Linked DNA regions of Homo sapiens: region 1 is linked to region 2. Evidence: chromatin loops called from intact Hi-C (ENCODE). Cell type or tissue: Caco-2. All regions are shown on one strand. Links, peaks and the distances in the headings refer to the core of each region. The heading gives the core; the rest is flanking DNA.

Region 1 (9,332 bases), core at 690-8,689, 350 kb after region 2:
TAAGTCTGCAGAAGTGTTTGCTGCCTTTTGTTTGCCTATGCCCTGCCCCCAGAGGTGGAGTTTACAGAGGCAGGCAGGCCTCCTTGAGCTGTGGTGGACTCCACCCAGTTCAAGCTTCCCGGCTGCTTTGTTTACCTACTCAAGCCTCAGCAATGGCGGACGCCCCTCCCCCAGCGTCGCTGCTGCCTTGCAGTTTGATATCAGACTGCTGTACCAGCAGTGTGCAAGGTTCCATGGGTATGGGACCCTCCGAGCCAGGCACGGGATATAATCTCCTGATGTGCCATTTGCTAAGACTGTTGGAAAAACACAGTATTAGGGTGGGAGTGTCCCAATTTTCCAGGTACTGCCTGTCACGGCTTCCCTTGGCTAGGAAAGGGAATTCCTCAACCCCTTGTGCTTCCCAGTTGAGGTGATTCCCCACCCTGCTTCAGCTCATGCTCTGTGGGCTGCACCCACTGTCCGACAAGCCCCAATGAGATGAGCCCGGTACCTCAGTTGGAAATGCAAAAATCACCCATCTTCTGTGTCACTCATGCTGGGAGCTGTAGACAGGAGCTGTTCCTATTCAGTCATCTTGGAACCTCCCAAAAAGGCAAGTCTTATACAAAAGACACAAAAAAAGGAAAGGCAATGAAATAACTAAAGAAAAGATGAAAGACATTAAAGGAAGCTCAAAAAGAAGACCAATGTGTGTGTTGGTGGGAGGTGTACATATATACTCAATAGATAAATCCTTTGGCATGAAGTTTAGTACTTCTAAAAAAAATAGAAAATAATTTATTGGTAAAAAAAATTTTAAATTCTGAAAATGCATATTGAAAATATTCAACAATAACAGAAAAAATAATAGCCAAATACCAAGAATTATTATATATGTTTGTAGATTGAAAAGAAAGTACAAAGACTTCAGTTTCTCTTCTATAACACTAACCACCAAATAATAAAAGACTATTACAGTATTTTAGATGGCTTTTTTTCTTATTGAAACCCAATGTTTTGAGTGGAGGAGAGAAATCAATATGCAGAGAGGGTCAAGGAAATCATAAGAAAGAAGGAAGCAGTAGCTATTCCTAGAGTCTCAGAGACTATATTGTACTCCTGAATACTTCTAATAAATTACCTTTAAAGTAATATTTGTTTATATATTCAGTAAATATTGAAGGTCACAAAGAAAGAAGGAAATCCAATCATAATTCCACCCCCATAGACAACTGCCAATAACATTGTATTTTGCATATAGTTGCATATGCTTCACTATAATTGAGATCACAAAATACATACTTTATTATGCTTTGCTTTTTCTCACTTAAAAATATGTGCTGACAGCTTCCTAAATTAGCCTCAGCTTAAACCTCCCCATCAGCTTCAAATCCAACTTCCTGGCTGGCAGCCCCACATGGATATGAAGATCAACATATCTAAAACAAAGGACTTGATTTAAAGCATCCCATTTCCTACACTTTCTATCTCTTCATCTCCCTTATCTCAGAAATTAGTATCACTTTCCACCTATTTTCTCCTTAAGCCACAAACCTGGAAATCAACCCTGACTTCTCTTTTCATGCCCCCATCCAAATTATTAGAAAATCCTAGCCATTCTACTTCCAAAACATGTCTCAGATATTGACGCCGTTTATGAAAGAAACTGCAATCTATTTATGCCACTTTTCTTTCTCACCTGGACTACCAGGTAGCCTCTTGTCTAGTCTTCTTACTTATGCCTCTCTTTCATCAATTCTCCACTCAAAAGACTTTTTATTTTTGCAACAACATAAACCAGATTGTGTTTAAAATCAGTTCAAACACTTACATGAGAAACACTTTCACTACGAAACAAATCTAAACCCCTTGCCTTTGAAGCCTTGCAAAGCAGTGAATGGACAGATCTCTGACTTCTATTCAGTCTTCTACGTCCTGACTCCCCTATTTGCTGAATGTGTTTTTTTTAGTCCTGCAACCTTCCATTAATCCAAAAACCATATATGCAGCTCTAGCTCTTTCTAGGGTCTTCACATGCTGTTCCCACTGCCTGAACTGTTTTTCTTTCCACTTGTTATATGACCGCATCTTTCTAATTAATTTGGTTTTATGTTTCTAACAGATTGATATTAGAAATATCATCCCTTTCATTTACTTGGTATTACATCAAGGTTTATGATTTTATATTTGTTTGCTTCTTTATCTCTTCCACCAGATTATAAACTCAATCCAGACAGAAACATTGTATATTTTATTTATCTAGGCATAGTTAGCCCTTGCTATGATATTTGAAATTTAACAAATTCTCAATAAGTATGTTTTGAAAAAATAAAACCTGAACTTTTTCCATGTTGTTATACAGGCGTCAAAAATGTGATTTTTCTTCACTAAAAAAATTCAACACAGGAAAGAATTGTAATGTATTAAATCATTCATATTATTACACATTTAGGCTTTTTCAGTTTTACACATAACAAAAATGCTGCTATATTCAAACATTCTTATCTTTAACTACTCTTTAAGAAAAAATTATTAGGATCAATGGCTAAAACTAGGACCCAGGTCAAACTATATAAACATTTAAGTGGAGAGTTAGAGTATGTTTCAGGATGGTAAGTTTGGATACTTTGAGTTATCAATTTTTGCCAAAATTATTAATTAGCTTAACACTAGTTTCCCAGGAAAATTCCAGTGGGGTCACTCTACTACCAATTAAGATGTAGAAAGCCACAAAAAGACTGTTGCTACTATCCTAATAATGAGAACAAGCTGGATAAGCAATAAGATTCTAGTTTTGTTTTGTTTTAGTTTTTAAAATCACAAAGCCCAAGGCACAAAGATATCTAAATGAGGTAAATTTTAATCATGATAAGCTCATCTGAGGAGAGAAAAACTTTGGGGGTTTTTAGCTTTGGAAGAGCTGTAGGACAAGAAGAAATCCACCGCAGATGAAGGTAAAGACAAACCAGCTAAAATTGTAATGAACTTCTAATGCCTATAAACGTAAAATACTAAGCCCCCCACTGACTGAAGGGACGCCCTGTGGCCAAGGAAACTCCAAAAAAACCTTAACACTGAGTTCCCAGCCGTGACAGGACAGCAGGTCAGACATATCTCATTATACCTTCTCCCTTTTTGAGTTTAGACACAACTGACCAGCATTCATGTTAAAAATAGAGATTGTATGGCTGAAAGAACAGACTTTTTGGGGCAATAAGATATCAAATTAAAAACAGGACCAAAGGGCATACTAGACAAATGTTAAGCCACACACCCCTACATTTAAAGAATAAATCACTGATATAAGAGTTAAGAAAAAATCACTTAGGCAGAGAGCAAGGGTATGGGAGTCCTCAGTAAGGCTTTTATTTTTAATGAAAAGCAGCCCCAAATCATTTTCTAACAAAAAGCACCCTGCAAGCTGGAAGTTTGCACAGGTGGATGCTGGCAGGAACTAAGGATTAGGTATGTTCAAGATGGTGGTTCCATCTTCCCTTCTTTGCCAGCCAGGTGTACTGTAAAGGAGCAGACAAGATGGCGCTAATCAACTGGAAAGCCCAGTTGCATAAAAAGATTAGGCTTCCCTGCGCACCATGCAAACGTCATATCTGATCAAACCAATCTATGAGCTCTATGTAAATCAGACACCACTTCCTCAAACTGGACTATAAAACTCGATGGATTCACCACCAGCTGGTCTTTTCCGCTTGGAGACCCCTTCCTCTATAGAGGAAGCTGTTTCTCTTTGTCTTCTCTCCTACCCATTAAACCTCTGCTCCTAAACTCCTCATGTGTGTCCATATCCTAAATTTTCCTGGCACGTGACAACAAACCCCAGTGTATACACACCCCAGACAACATAGCCACTTCAAAATGGGGGCTCGTCTGGGATACCAATGTATAACATTCATCAAAATGATGAGAGTAGAGGAGAGGACTCCAACTCTGTCCTTTTATTCTGAGGCTTTTGGCCTTCATTTTAGAACCAAATAAAACCAATTACTGGAATCCCTTCAGCCATTTAAAAATGATTAGCATGAATGCCAGCCTTACAAGATTCGGGAACAGGCTTGCTCGGAAGAACATGGAGAATTCTCCAATACCCAAGGGTTGCTGGGCATATTGGCTATGTTTAAACCAGCTTCTTTTCATGAAGGACTTAGCCGTCACGTGGGACTGGAAGAAGTCCTGTGGCAACTGAGGATTTCTGGCCAGGGGTCCCGCCAGTGTTATCCAAAGACTTCTGGACTCACCCCAGCCTCTGACCGCCCCAATGGGGTGTCAACAACAGGATCTCCCACTTTCCTATCATAATTTCTTCCTTTTCTGTCCGCAATCGTCGTACCTCTTATCCTCTCTGTGTATGCAATGTGTGGGAAGTTCTATAGTTCAGGGAAGTAATCTTGTTTGGCAAGATCAAAGAATGTAATAGTAACTGGAAATATACCTCAGGGGAAGGCATCTTTGTGATTTTCTAAGGACAGAGACCGTCCCCAACCCCCACCCTGCCGCCTGGACACTGAGCATCTCTCTTTGCCCTTGGTCTGGAAAGCACGTGGCATTTCCAGGTCTCTCTCCACCCTTGGTCTGGAGAGCACATGGTGTTTCAAGGTCAACAGCACCACCTAGTGGAATAGAGATCCTCTCCATGAGGCACATTGTCAGTCCTTTACTGAAACACCCTTGCTTCCCAATTCTCTTCCCTTTTTGCGCCTCTCTACTAAAAACCAGGCTTCGTGCTGCTTCTGTAAATGGGAAAATTCGGCCTTCAACGATTAGGGGTAAAATTCCCTCCAAAGCCAAATTTTAGTCTCAATACTGTCCCATCAGAAGGAAAATGGTCATTTGGTTGCTACATTCTTTTAAGGCACTTATTCTGCTTCTATTTAGAGTGGCACTTAATTAGAAAGGAGATTTTAAGTTCAGAAGTTAACCGGAACCATTCTCTAAGAGTAAACACTTCAGCACAGGCCATAATAGCAGGATATAGAGTTCAATCTAGCACACCCCCTTCATTAAAGGGGCCTTGACCAACTATTATGTAGCTTTTCTTGAGATCCATTTTTCAGGGAGCCAGGCAGGTCACAAAAGTCTAGGAAGTCAGAGAAATCACAGGCAGAGAACTAGAGCCAGTTGGGTGAGCGCGACTAACCCCAATGGCTTAGTTCCTCTGGTTCCATGGCTGGGGGGGGTCACACCTGCCACCATGAGTCACATGTTCAACAAGGTGCCAGGACCCAGGAACCATGGGGAGAAAACAGCAGGGGGGATGCCCCCACTGTCTTCCTCTCCATCCCAGGTCACACCAAAAGGAAGGAGACTAACGAGATGAATTTTTCTCACTTCTGTTTCTAGCTGGGTATCATCTTCAGCCTACACTCCCCTGGAGTGCATTCTGAAGCACTGCAACTCCTTTCACCCTGAAACTTTAGAGAAAAAGCGGCTCATTTTCTTTCGGACAAGGGCATGGTCTTCTTATCCTCTTGAACCAGCTTGGCCTGTGGAAAGGAGCCTTAATTTTAATATTATCCAACAATTAGATCTTTTTTGCAGACAGGAAGGCAAATGGCCCAAGGTGACTTCTGTACAGGTTTTGTTGTTGTTGTTGTTGTTGTTGTTTGCACTTTTTTTTACACAACCCAGTGTTGCTTGCCAAGGTCTGAGAGACAACCCAGACTTTGGCAAGCATTACAAAATCAACCTAGCTGTTTCAGTAGTCCTATCAGGCAGGCCTACAGAGAATGATTCTCCAAAGTTAGAGAAGCATCTGCCAGGGCAACAATCTGAGGATCCCCCTTATTTGGGGCCCTCTCAAGTTTCCTTCTTATTACAGGACCTTAGGCAAATAAAGGGAGACTTAGACCAATTTCTAACGACCCTGATAGGTATATAGAAGCTTCCAAAATTTAACTCAGGTATTTGACATGACAGGATGTTATGCTGCTCCTAAGTCAAACCCTAACCACAGCGGAGAAGCAAGCAGCTCTGTAGGCAGCAGAGAAATTTGGAGATGAGCAATATAGCTCCTAGAGTAGGACTAAAAGAAAAAGAGAAAAAAATGAAGGCAAAGAAGTAGGGAAAACATCGTTCCCAAGAGGAAGAGAGGCAGTACCTCTTGACAACCTTAACTGGTTTCTATGATAATTTTCCTTCTTTTGTGGCTTAAAATGGCTCCTAGGATTGCAACCCCTGCCTTTTTTTGTTTTCCATTTGCTTGGTAGATCTTCCTCCATCCTTTTATTTTGAGCCTATGTGTGTCTCTGCACGTGAGATGGGTTTCCTGAATACAACACACTGATGGGTCTTGACTCTTTATCCAATTTGCCAGTCTGTGTCTTTTAATTGGAGCATTTAGTCCATTTACATTTAAAGTTAATATTGTTATGTGTGAATTTGATCCTGTCATTATGTTGTTACCTGGTTATTTTGCTCGTTAGTTGATGCAGTTTCTTCCTAGTCTTGATGGTCTTTACATTTTGGCATGATTTTGCAGCGGCTGGTACCGGTTGTTCCTTTCCATGTTTAGTGCTTCCTTCAGGAGCTCTTTTAGGGCAGGCCTGGTGGTGACAAAATCTCTCAGCATTTGCTTGTCTGTAAAGTATTTTATTTCTCCTTCGCTTATGAAGCTTAGTTTGGCTGGATATGAAATTCTGGGTTGAAAATTCTTTTCTTTAAGAATGTTGAATATTGGCCCCCACTCTCTTCTGGCTTGTAGGGTTTCTGCCGAGAGATCCGCTGTTAGTCTGATGGGCTTCCCTTTGAGGGTAACCCGACCTTTCTCTCTGGCTGCCCTTAATATTTTTTCCTTCATTTCAACTTTGGTGAATCTGACAATTATGTGTCTTGGAGTTGCTCTTCTCGAGGAGTATCTTTGTGGCGTTCTCTGTATTTTCTGAAACTTAATGTTGGCCTGCCTTGCTAGATTGGGGAAGTTCTCCTGGATAATATCCTGCAGAGTGTTTTCCAACTTGGTTCCATTCTCCCCATCACTTTCAGGTATACCAATCAGACGTAGATTTGGTCTTTTCACATAGTCCCATATTTCTTGGAGGCTTTGCTCATTTCTTTTTATTCTTCTTTCTCTAAACTTCCCTTCTCGCTTCATTTCATTCATTTCATCTTCCATTGCTGATACCCTTTCTTCCAGTTGATCGCATCGGCTCCTGAGGCTTCTGTATTCTTCACGTAGTTCTCGAGCCTTGGTTTTCAGCTCCATCAGCTCCTTTAAGCACTTCTCTGTATTGGTTATTCTAGTTATACATTCTTCTAAATTTTTTTCAAAGTTTTCAACTTCTTTGCCTTTGGTTTGAATGTCCTCCCGTAGCTCAGAATAATTTGATCGTCTGAAGCCCTCTTCTCTCAGCTCATCAAAGTCATTCTCCATCCAGCTTTGTTCCGTTGCTGGTGAGGAACTGTGTTCCTTTGGAGGAGGAGAGGCGCTCTGCTTTTTAGAGTTTCCAGTTTTTCTGTTCTGTTTTTTCCCCATCTTTGTGGTTTTATCTACTTTTGGTCTTTGATGATGGTGATGTACAGATGGGGTTTTGGTGTGGATGTCCTTTCTGTTTGTTAGTTTTCCTTCTAACAGACAGGACCCTCAGCTGCAGGTCTGTTGGAACACCCTGTCGTGTGAGGTGTCAGTGTGCCCCTGCTGGGGGGTGCCTCCCAGTTAGGCTGCTCGGGGGTCAGGGGGTCAGGGACCCATTTGAGGAGGCAGTCTGCCCGTTCTCAGATCTCCAGCTGTGTGCTGGGAGAACCACTGCTCTCTTCAAAGCTGTCAGACAGGGACATTTAAGTCTACAGAGGTTACTGCTGTCTTTTTGTTTGTCTGTGCCCTGCCCCCAGAGGTGGAGCCTACAGAGGCAGGCAGGCCTCCTTGAGCTGTGGTGGGCTCCACCCAGTTCGAACTTCCCGGCTGCTTTGTTTACCTAAGCAAGCCTGGGCAATGGCGGGCGCCCCTCCCCCAGCCTCGCTGACCCCTTGCAGTTTGATCTCAGACTGCTGTGCTAGCAATTAGCGAGACTCCGTGGGGTAGAGGTTGCAATCCTAGTCTCTGATAAAACAAACTTTAAACCAACAAAGATCAAAAGAGACAAAGAAGGCCATTACATAATGGTAAAGGGATCAATTCAACAAGAAGAGCTAACTATCCTAAATATATATGCACCCAATACAGGAGCACCCAGATTCAGAAAGCAAGTCCTGAGTGACCTACAAAGAGACTTAGACTCCCACACATTAATAATGGGAGACTTTAACACCCCACTGTCAACATTAGACAGATCAACGAGACAGAAAGTCAACAAGGATACCCAGGAATTGAACTCAGCTCTGCACCAAGCGGACCTAATAGTCATCTACAGAACTCTCCACCCCAAATCAACAGAATATACGTTTTTTTCAGCACCACACCACACCTATTCCAAAATTGACCACATACTTGGAAGTAAAGCTCTCCTCAGCAAATGCAAAAGAACAGACATTATAACAAACTATCTCTCAGACCACAGTGCAATCAAATTAGAACTCAGGATTAAGAATTTCACTCAAAACCACTCAACTACATGGAAACTGAACAACCTGCTCCTGAATGACTACTGGGTACATAACGAAATGAAGGCAGAAATAAAGAGGTTCTTTGAAACCAACGAGAACAAAGACACAACATACCAGAATCTCTGGGACGCATTCAAAACAGTGTGTAGAGGGAAATTTATAGCACTAAATGCCCACAAGAGAAAGCAGGAAAGATCCAAAATTGACACCCTAACATCACAATTAAAAGAACTAGAAAAGCAAGAGCAAACACATTCAAAAGCTAGCAGAAGGCAAGAAATAACTAAAATCAGAGCAGAACTGAAGGAAATAGAGACACAAAAAACCCTTCAAAAAATTAATGAATCCAGAAGCTGGTTTTTTGAAAGGATCAACAAAATTGATAGACTGCTAGCAAGACTAATAAAGAAAAAAAGAGAGAAGAATCAAATAGACACAATAAAAAATGATAAAGGGGATATCACCACCGATCCCACAGAAATACAAACTGCCATCAGAGAATACTACCAACACCTCTACGCAAATAAACTAGAAAATCTAGAAGAAATGGATAAATTCCTCGACACATACACTCTCCCAAGACTAAACCAAGAAGAAGTTGAATCTCTGAATAGACCAATAACAGGATCTGAAATTGAAGCAGTAATCAATAGCTTACCAACCAAAAAGAGTCCAGGACCAGATGGATTCACAGCCGAATTCTACCAGAGGTACAAGGAGGAACTGGTACCATTCCTTCTGAAACTATTCCAATCAATAGAAAAAGAGGGAATCCTCCCTAACTCATTTTATGAGGC
Region 2 (9,332 bases), core at 769-8,768:
AGTGCAATGGTGCGATCTCGGCTCACTGCAACCTCCGCCACCCGGGTTCAAGCTATTCTCCTGCCTCAGCCTCCAGAGTAGCTGGGATCACAGGTGCATGCCACTGCTCCCGGCTAATTTTTGTTTTAGTAGAGACGGGGTTTCACCATCTTGGCCAGGCTAGTCTTGAACTCCAGACCTTGTGATCCACCTGCCTCAGCCTCCCAGAGTGCTGGGGATTATAGTCGTGAGCCACTGCGCCTGGCCTATCTTTTCAAAAGAATCTATTTGGCACCCATTGCTTTACCTGTGTGACTTCTCATTCTTACAATAACTCTATAAGAACATGTTGTCATGTCTTTATGTCTGATGTAAAAGCTGAGGTTCAAGGGATACACATTAGCGCCAGCATTGAGATTTTATACAGGGCTGACTTCAAAACCTGTAGTATTTATCCTAAGCTGTGGTTCAGCTGACCCATAATTCTTTCTCCTTTCTTTTATTTTGCCCTGTTGAACATTCACTGAGGGATCACTTCTTCTGAGACCTCAGTTTTTTCATCTGTATATTCAACGAGTTGGAATAGATGCTCTTTGAGATACTCTCAAGTTTGGTGTTTCTAAAATTTACTAAAAAGACAACCCCATACAAGCAAGGGCACAGAGCAAGGGCTTTGGTCCACAGAGTAGGGGAGGGTAGAGGTGAAATGAAAAGGAGAAAAAGCTTCAGAGACAAAGGTGCAGAGCAAAAACGAAGGGGGTGCCTATGCTGAGATGGACACTTGCTCTATTCCTCTAGTGACTTAAAATGTTGAAAATTGGTATACATAAAAATGTGTTAATATGGTATTTTCTGACGACGGAAGAGAGATGAGATGGTGAGAGCCAGGTGTGGAAAGTGGAGATGTGCCCATAGTGGATATCTTGCACATCACAATTTTGCTCCCAATTAGCAGTACAATCCTCTGTGTTAGTCTGTTTTCACACTGCTATAAAGCAATGCCTGAGACTGGATAATTTAATAAGGAAAGAGGTTTAATTGACTCACAGTTCCAAATATTTGGGGAGGTCCAATGAAACTTACAATCATGGCAGAAGATGAAAGGAAAGCAGGCACCTTCTTCACAAGGCAGCAGGAGAGAGAAGTGCAAGTAGGGGAAATGCCAGATGCTTATAAAACTATCAGATCTGGTGAGAACTCACTATCACGAGAACAGCATGGGGGAAACTGCCCCCATGATCCAATCACCTCCCTCCCTCAACATGTGAGGATTACATGTTCCTCCCTTGACATGTGGGGATTACAATTTGAGATGAGATTTGGGTGGGGACACAGAGCCAAACCATATCATCCTCCTTCTTCAGCATCACTACAAAACATCAAGGACAATTCTTTTGCAGAACACCATCAATAAATATTGCTAATTAAATCTTTTTTTTCCAAAGCAAAGACTTTTAACAACCATGGTGATAAGGGTGTGTGAAAAAAACAAGCAATATTTCAAGATATCACTATAGTGTATCTTTATATTTAAAAGGCTGAGTTGAGAAACTAGACATAGGGTTTTCTTTTTTTTTCTGAGACAGAGTCTTGCTCTGTTGCGCAGGCTGTGTGGAGTATGGTGGTGTGATTTCAGCTCACTGCAACCTCTGCCTGCCAGGTTCAAGCAATTCTCCCGCCTCAGTCTCCTGAGTAGCTGGGGCTACAGGTACATGGCAGTATGCCCGGCTAATTTTTAAGTAGAGAAGGGGCTTCACTGTGTTATCCAGGATGATCTTGATCTCCTGATCTCGTGATCCACCCGCCTTGTCCTCCCCAAGTGCTGAGATTACAGGTATGAGCCACTGCATCTGGCTGACATAGGGTTTTCGAAACATAAACAAGGTTGGGCTGGTGGGTCACACCTGTAATCCCAGCACTTTAGAAGGCCAAGGCAGGAGAATCACCTGAGCCTAGGAGTTTGAGACCATCCTGGGCAACATGGAGAGACCCCATCGCTACAAACATTACAAAAATTAGCCAGGCATAGTGGTACACACCTGTAGTCCCAGCTACTTGGAAGGCTGAGGTGGGAGGATTGCTTAAGCCTGGGAGGTGGAGGCTGCAGTGAGCTGTGATTGTGCCACTGCTCTCCAGCTTGGGTGACAGAGCGTGAGACCCTGTCTCAAAAAAAAAAAAAAAAAAAAAAAACCCAAAAAGAAACAAGCAAAAACAACAATAAAAAACATAAACAAGGCTGAATTTGGAGATTGTGGGAAAAAGGAAGAAACAAACAGTGCAAATAATACGTAAGAATGTATATCAATGCCTTCTAATAATATAGGGTCCTATAAAGCCTTTGGTTCTCCATACCAAACACTAAGAGTACGTAAGCCCAATGTATTATGTTAGCAGATATGTAAAATAAAGCCTATATGGATCTGATAAAAGTTGTTGCCTTCTTTTCTAATGAGAAGCCAGAGTACAATTAATGAAAGCTATGTAAATGTGCTCCAGGTTGTTCAGATTACAAAGAGAGTTCAGAACAGAGGATAAAGAATCTGAATAGGCTCCACAATCAATTACGGAGAAGGTCCTCCTATCTCGGACAGGCACACACATTTTGATATCTCATCAGGGAACCAATTGCATCCAGGCATCTTTTGGAAGAAAGATGTAGGAACATGCTCCCTCCTATTTGGGGAATGATACAAGGGGGCTATTTTTGAATGATTAATTAAAGGGAATCAATCTTCATTGCTTTGCTACTGATGTGAAAAGCGCCATGCCTGTGCAATAATCGCATGCAATTATTCAACTACCCCTTTGGCAAGGACAACGTAATTAGTCCTGGTGGTGTCGAGAGATTCTCTTTATTCCCAACAAATTGGCAGTTTTAATCAAGTGTTGCTGGAAATTTATCATAACACGGGGAAAACAATAGGTGAAGGTACAGGGCCCCAAGCTGTGTGACTCCTATCTACAATGGTACAAATTTACAATGCTAACAACATGATAAATACTACCAATCTGTGAATGGTTGATTATAATTTCATATCAGCACCAAGCCTTGGCAGTTCTTATTTGTTTAGAAACATGCCTGTAACCCTTTTTGTGCTGCGTTGCATTGGTTTGCTGGGGAAGTTGAGGTGAGCCCTGGGTGCTGGTGGCCTGGAACTCGGAAGGCTTAAAAGCATGGGGAACAAGGGAAATATCCAGAAATGCTAAACGACTCAAACTGTAGGAGTCTGGGAGCCACTGATAGCAACAGAGATAAGGCAAAAAGCAAGCTTGCCATGTCCTATTTTGTGTTTTACTCAGAAGAGACTTCTGCTGGGTGATTTTCTGAGTATCCAAAGACAGGCTCTCTCCACCCTCACTTTTCCTTTTTCATGTATTTTCATGCCTCCTAAAATGTTTGCTTAAAAATAATAGCAAATATTAAGCAAATTGCTTAGCACAACATGTCAGGTGTTATACCAAACAATTTCCTTGTGTTGTCTCATTTAGCCCTTTATAATACTTTATGTAAGGGAAATACTATTTTTTTAATCATTCCTGATTTGCACATGAAGAAATTGAGGCTTGGAAAATGTAGAGCAGCAGAGTAGGGGTCACAAACCTGGGTTGGGGGGACCTCATTCTAGGTCTGCAAGCTTCACCACTGTCCTGTGACACCTCCTGGGCATCTGGTGTGGCTGACTTGTTCTGTACTCTCTTAGGCTAATATGCTCATTATTCTTAAAGGCTTGGCAATAAGAAGGTGCACTTTGTGTGCTTCAACTTGCCTACATTATGTCTGCCTCCTTTCTGCAAGAAGAAATTATCTCTGTTACCTTCAGGGGTTTGTATATTTTATGGTGTGTTTTCATAACTAGCATGTATATATTTGTGTGTTTGTATGTGGGGGGAGGGACAGGTAGGAAGTGCAGAGGGTAGGTATATAGAAAGCCAGAATTTCTCAAACTGAGCTCACTATAAGAATCACCTAGGGTCCTTGTTTAAAATCCTGGATCCCACTTCTGATCTATCAAGTCACAGTCCCTAGGAACAAATCTGCAAATCTGTTAAGAGAGTGCTACAGGTAGATCCTATGATTGTGCTCTAAGGAAAAATATATCAGAGTCTGTTTTCCCAAGAGTTAGTTCTAGGGATATTAAACATTATGTGGCAAAACATTCCCCCTGGCCAAGTGATTTGGGAAAACATAGGTTAAATGGTATTTAACAAGTCTCTTCTAGGAGACTTATATTGAATGCACAGTGAGAATTTCAAGAGAAAACTGTGGTATTCAAATGTTTCCCTAACTGGGCCAAGTGTGGTGGCTCATGCCTGCAATCCCAGCACTTTGGGAGGCCATGGAAGGAGGATCTCTTGAGCCCAGGAGTTTGAGACCAGCCTGGGCAACATAGTAAAACCCTGTCTCTACCAAAAAAAAAAAAAATAGAAAAATTAACCAGGCATGGTGGCATGCACCTGTTGTCCCAGGTACTCGAGAGGCTGAGGCAAGAGGATCACTTGAGTCCCTGTGGGCAGGGGGTATCAAGCCATGATCAGGTCACTGCACTATAGCCTGGGTGACAACATGAGACCTTGTCTCTAAAAAAAATAAAATAAATTTAAAAAATAAAACAGACAAAAAACCCAAATGTTTTGCTAATTACTTTGGCCACGGAGCACTCTCTTCAAGGAACATATCCTGGGTCTAGGGATTTGCAGAACCTACCTTGGGGGATCCAGTTTCAAAAGATGCTTAATGAAAATAAGAATCACCAAGAAAACTTCAACTGCCAGCTTGAATAGTTATGGAATCATTTGGAGGCATAATCACCAGTATCTCTTCCCTAAAGGCATTTAAGGCAATTTCTAGAAAACATTTTATAAGGGAGCAGTGTTCTAGTTATTCAGGTATTAGAGGATGTGGTGAATCTACTTATTTCAGGTAAGCTGGAGAAATGTATTCTCTATCTGATGTGAGATGTTAACAGCATCTCTTTAGAGTGATGTTGGAATGGTCCTCATGAAACAAAAACATGATCCAATTTTTCTTTTTTCTATTTCTGCTGTCATAGTAGCAGCATAGGCTAAGGGAAGAAAAGTGGTTATTTAAAGGCTGTTTTGGCATTGAGAAGGAGTCTGGGATCCTAGGCTGTAAAGGGTTGGAAAGCATATCTCATAAATCAAAGGATGTTAGCCCAAATCCCATTGCTTAAAGGTGAGCCTTCTTCCAAACAAAATCTAAAAGCTTGGAGAAGTCATGATCAGCACAGTTAACACCAAAGCAGCTGATTTCTGGCCTTTGTAAAATGCAGTGTAGTTAAAGCAGGTTTCAGGAAGGAACACATCAAGAACTAACTCTCAAACCTGGCAAAGCTCATTTGTGGACAAGGCCTTGTCAGTGGCTGCCCTGATCTCACTTTCGCTCCTTTGTTCTACTTGTTGCAAGAAGGAACATCTGGCTCAGGGCCTGGAAAGCAGACTACATCCTCCATTGCACCTGCCCCAGGAGGAAAAAGAGAAATGCTTTACTGACAAAAGGTAGGATTTTCAGAGCTGCATTCCTGCCCATTAAAGCAGCTTGTTTGATCCCTTCAAAGCTCAAGATCAAAGGGAGGCTTTTCCGGACCTGCCAACCCATAAAGCTACAGGCAGAGAGAAGGACCTCTTTGTTTTTACAAAGCCAGGTGGACTTGCCATTTCAGTTCCCAGCCAGAGGAGGGGCTGTGGGCAGCTTGTAGGGTTTTCTCACATCTGGCTGGTGCCATTTGGATGCTGGACTTTCCCAGGAAAGCAGGAGCTACTCCAGCAAGATCCTGGCAAGTCAGAACCAGCACTTGGCAAAGAAACATGTAACACCTCCTCTCTCTCTTCGCCTCCACCTGGAGGCCAGATCACCAGCATTCATTTTATTTCCTAATCCCCAAGGCGTAACTACACGTTTCTGGGCCGAGAAAGCTCCCGACACCTTTCCTCCCCCATAATTTACTGAACGCAATCATGAGAAAACAATACTCTAGTTTTAAGTGTACTTAAAAATCGTCACTTTATGTGGTGCTTGCTGGCTTTGAGTATAATGGAATGCATGAACCAGGGAAATGAATTTGGACCCACTTCCCTGAGAAAGTGTGATGAGAGGCTTCTGAGCCCCCTCAGCCTGTCACCACCTCCCTGCCAGTAGCAGAGTCCTCTTGGCCCCAGGCCAGTGCCACATGCTGGCCCTGGCCACGGCTCAAGGAATGACGGGATGTAGTTTTTTTTCTGGTAAAGAGGCAGCCAGATTGTGACTTCCCCTGGCAAGGGCTTCACAGTGCTATAAGAGATTTTTGCTTTAAAAATAATGACAACCTCCTCCCACATACAAACATTTATAAGCATATCTAGCAAAAACCTTCCAGCCATTGGAAGAGGCACAGGATTGTGTAGAAAGTCAACACGAACCTGCATTAACAATGGACCCATCTTAAGCATAGAACCCACAGTAAGAGATACAGATGGAGGAGTTCAAAACAATTATGAAGCTGCAAAGGAGGGGAGAGAGGAGAGAAGCAATACTCCCTTGATAGTGGAAAATAAGGACAGAAACCAGATAAGACAAAGGCCAAGGGAATCGGATAAAGAACACCAATTTCTGTAGGAATAGTTGGCCAGGGTGCAATAGCCCAAGCCTGCTGTTAACTGCAGGAATTCATTGTGCCTTGGGTCAAATTTTTCCCTTAAGAAAGATTTTTCATGAAAGCAAAAATGGGTGGAGTCATGGGACTCTATGCACAGAAGTTTGCTGAATCATGATTTATTTTTTAAGCTATACCTTTTTTCCAGGTTCTGTATATAAGGCCAGTTGAAGGAAGGGGTGAGCTGATCTCAAGGCCAAGGTAGTATCAAAAGGGCCGTGCTGTTTTTTTTAACTCAGAGAATTCTGAATGGATTTATTTGGCAGAGAAAAGAAAGGCTACACTCACCAAGAGGGTTAGCTGAGGTTGGAGACACAGAAGTGGCATCATTCATTAATGTGGAGGGGGGCTGGACCAGGTGCAGTGGCTCATGCCTGTAATCCCAGCACTATGGGAGACAGAGGAGGGCAGATCACCTGAGGTCGGGAGTTCAAGACCAGCCTGACCAACATGGAGAAACCCCATATCTACTAAAAAAAACACAAAATTAGCTGGGCATGGTGGCACATGTCTGTAATCCCAGCTACTTGGGAGGCTGAGGCAGGAGAACCCAGGAGGTGGAGGTTGCGGTGAGCTGAGATCGCACCATTGCTCTCCAGCCTGGGCAACAAGAGTAAAACTCCATCTCAAAAAAAAAAAAAAGAAAAATGTGGAGGGGACAGGTAGGAGCCTGAGTAGTGAACAGGGACACAGCTGTGAGAAGCGAATGGTGGGGAGCCAAGAAGGGGGTAGGGGGAGCCAGTCAGTTCCCGTGCATCTCTGTGGGCAGAGTGCTGATCTGTAGCAGCAGCAGGTCAAATGGTTTGGATATCACTGAGTCACTGTCTTTTTTAATGCTCTGCCTCATGGTTGTTCTGCTCCTGTTTCCCCAGCTGGACTTATGTTAAAGTGGTGAGAGTGGATGTGGTGGTTAGACTGTATCATCCCAAGTCTGTGTCGTGTTGGGGCTGTGAGGGCAGGGCAGAAAGGTCCCTTTCCTCTCCAACACAAGGGTCATGGCTGACATCCCTGTAACAATGACAGGTTAACAAGAGAAAAGCATAATACATTTATTTAATCATAGTTTCACAGGACATGGGAGCTTCAAAGACCCAGGATGAAGTATTCATTTTTATGCTTAGGTTTAATAAATCGTGAACAGCCATGTAGTAATATGATTGTACAAAAAAGGTAGATCTAATGGTAATAGAAGGTGGGAGCAGCAAGACCTGTCTGTTCAGGTGGGGTGCAGTGGCTCACACCCGTAATCCCAACACTTCGGGAGACTGAGGCAGGAGCATCATTTGAGCCCAGGAGTTCAAGACAGCTTGGGCAACATACTGAGATCCCGTTTCTATTTTATAAAATATATATATATTTAAAAATATTTTTTAAAAAGACTTGTCTGTTCAGATTCTTCTTGGCCTCTCTGTGCAGTGATCCTTTCTTCTAGCTATGGGGCAGGACCCTTTCTGGAATGGGTCTTTTATGACCTATAATCAAATATGGTAGGTCAGAGAATTTCTTTATGGCCAGTTCTTACATAGAAAGAGTAATCTTTTTCATTCTTATGACTGGCTTTGGGGAAAAGGGGTTCTGGTTTTTATGACCCACCTTGGGGAAGAGGAATTCCAGTTTCTATAGCTTGCTTTAGGGGAGAATGAGACTGAGAGACAGGAGGGCAGAAGAAATTCAGAAAAAGATCTTTGCTTCTGAGGCTGCTTCTGTGGCCTTTACTTAGGGTTATCACTCTCTGAGCTCCAACAGAGCATAGAGAATGATACCCCAAAGTATGGTGCTTTGACGTGCTGAGCACTTCAAATGAAAAGAAGCTGGAAGGCATTAGAAGCTGCCTCAGAACCAAGGACTTTCTAACTCTCTCTTGTTTTTCCTCCTGCTAAGCACAGGGAGGGACTAAAATTTCATCTTACTAGGAAACATCTTTCCAAAAGAAATGCAATTGTTTAAAGACCCTCTCTCTAGGAATCTCATCAAATGACTAGGAAAGATTAACCACTGGGGAGGAAAAAAGACTACAGGAAAACCCCACACCTTGACAGAGTTTTCATCTCTTCTTCTGAGGGCAGCTCTGAGAAATTACCTGAGAGACTTTATCTGCGTAACAAATAACCTTTGTTCACAATGAAGTTCTGCCCCTCACCTTCTTGCCACCTATTCCAGAGCTCAGAGGAACATTGTCCCACGCCTTTCATTATCTGTTCTTTGGGCTTATTCTTTTCCCTTGAAAAATCTTTTACTACCCCTCACAATTTCCTACATCTTCCCTTTCTCTCTCCCCATTGAAGAGGATATGAAGCCCCTCAATCATCTGGCCCTTCTTTGAGTCTCATATTTTGTATGGCTCCTGTGCTTATTTATTTATTTATTTATTTATTTATTTATTTATTTATTTATTTATTTGAGATGGGGTCTCACTGTTGCCCAGGCTGGAATGCAGCTGCACAATTATATTAATAGCTCACTGCAGCCTCAAACTCCTGGGCTCAAGTGATCTTCCGTTTATTTATTTATTTATTAGAGACAGGATCTCACTGTTGCCCAGGCTGGAGTGCAGCTGCACAATTCTATTAATTGCTCACTGCAGCCTCAAACTCTTGGGCTCAAGTGATCCTCCTGCCTCAGCCTTTCCAGTAGCTGGGATGACAGGTGTGCACCATCATGCCCGTCTATTTTTTTGTTAATTTTCAAATTTTTTTTTGTAGA

The links. A loop is a pair of places that touch in the nucleus more often than their neighbours do. Peaks named below come from ENCODE experiments on the same cell type or tissue, not always from the same donor. Only the 100,000 strongest peaks of a DNase experiment are listed, where the experiment ranks them.
Region 1: a loop joins it to region 2, with 6 times the contacts of the local background. A loop is called at or near these places in 2 of 110 quality-filtered maps.

The regions. Positions count from the first base shown.
Region 1 is chr5:123,932,652-123,941,983 of GRCh38, reverse strand. No RefSeq gene overlaps it. Among named protein-coding and RNA genes, the nearest start is that of CSNK1G3, 430 kb to the right of the region's middle. In Caco-2, for the core only: no CTCF peak of the experiment used is centred there; DNase peaks (open chromatin) are centred at 4,543 and 7,963.
Region 2 is chr5:124,286,134-124,295,465 of GRCh38, reverse strand. The region is part of intron 4 of LINC01170 (long intergenic non-protein coding RNA 1170); the gene reads left to right. Among named protein-coding and RNA genes, the nearest start is that of LINC01170, 150 kb to the left of the region's middle. RefSeq lists an enhancer at 4,703-5,666. In Caco-2, for the core only: a CTCF peak has its summit at 5,686; a DNase peak (open chromatin) is centred at 5,565.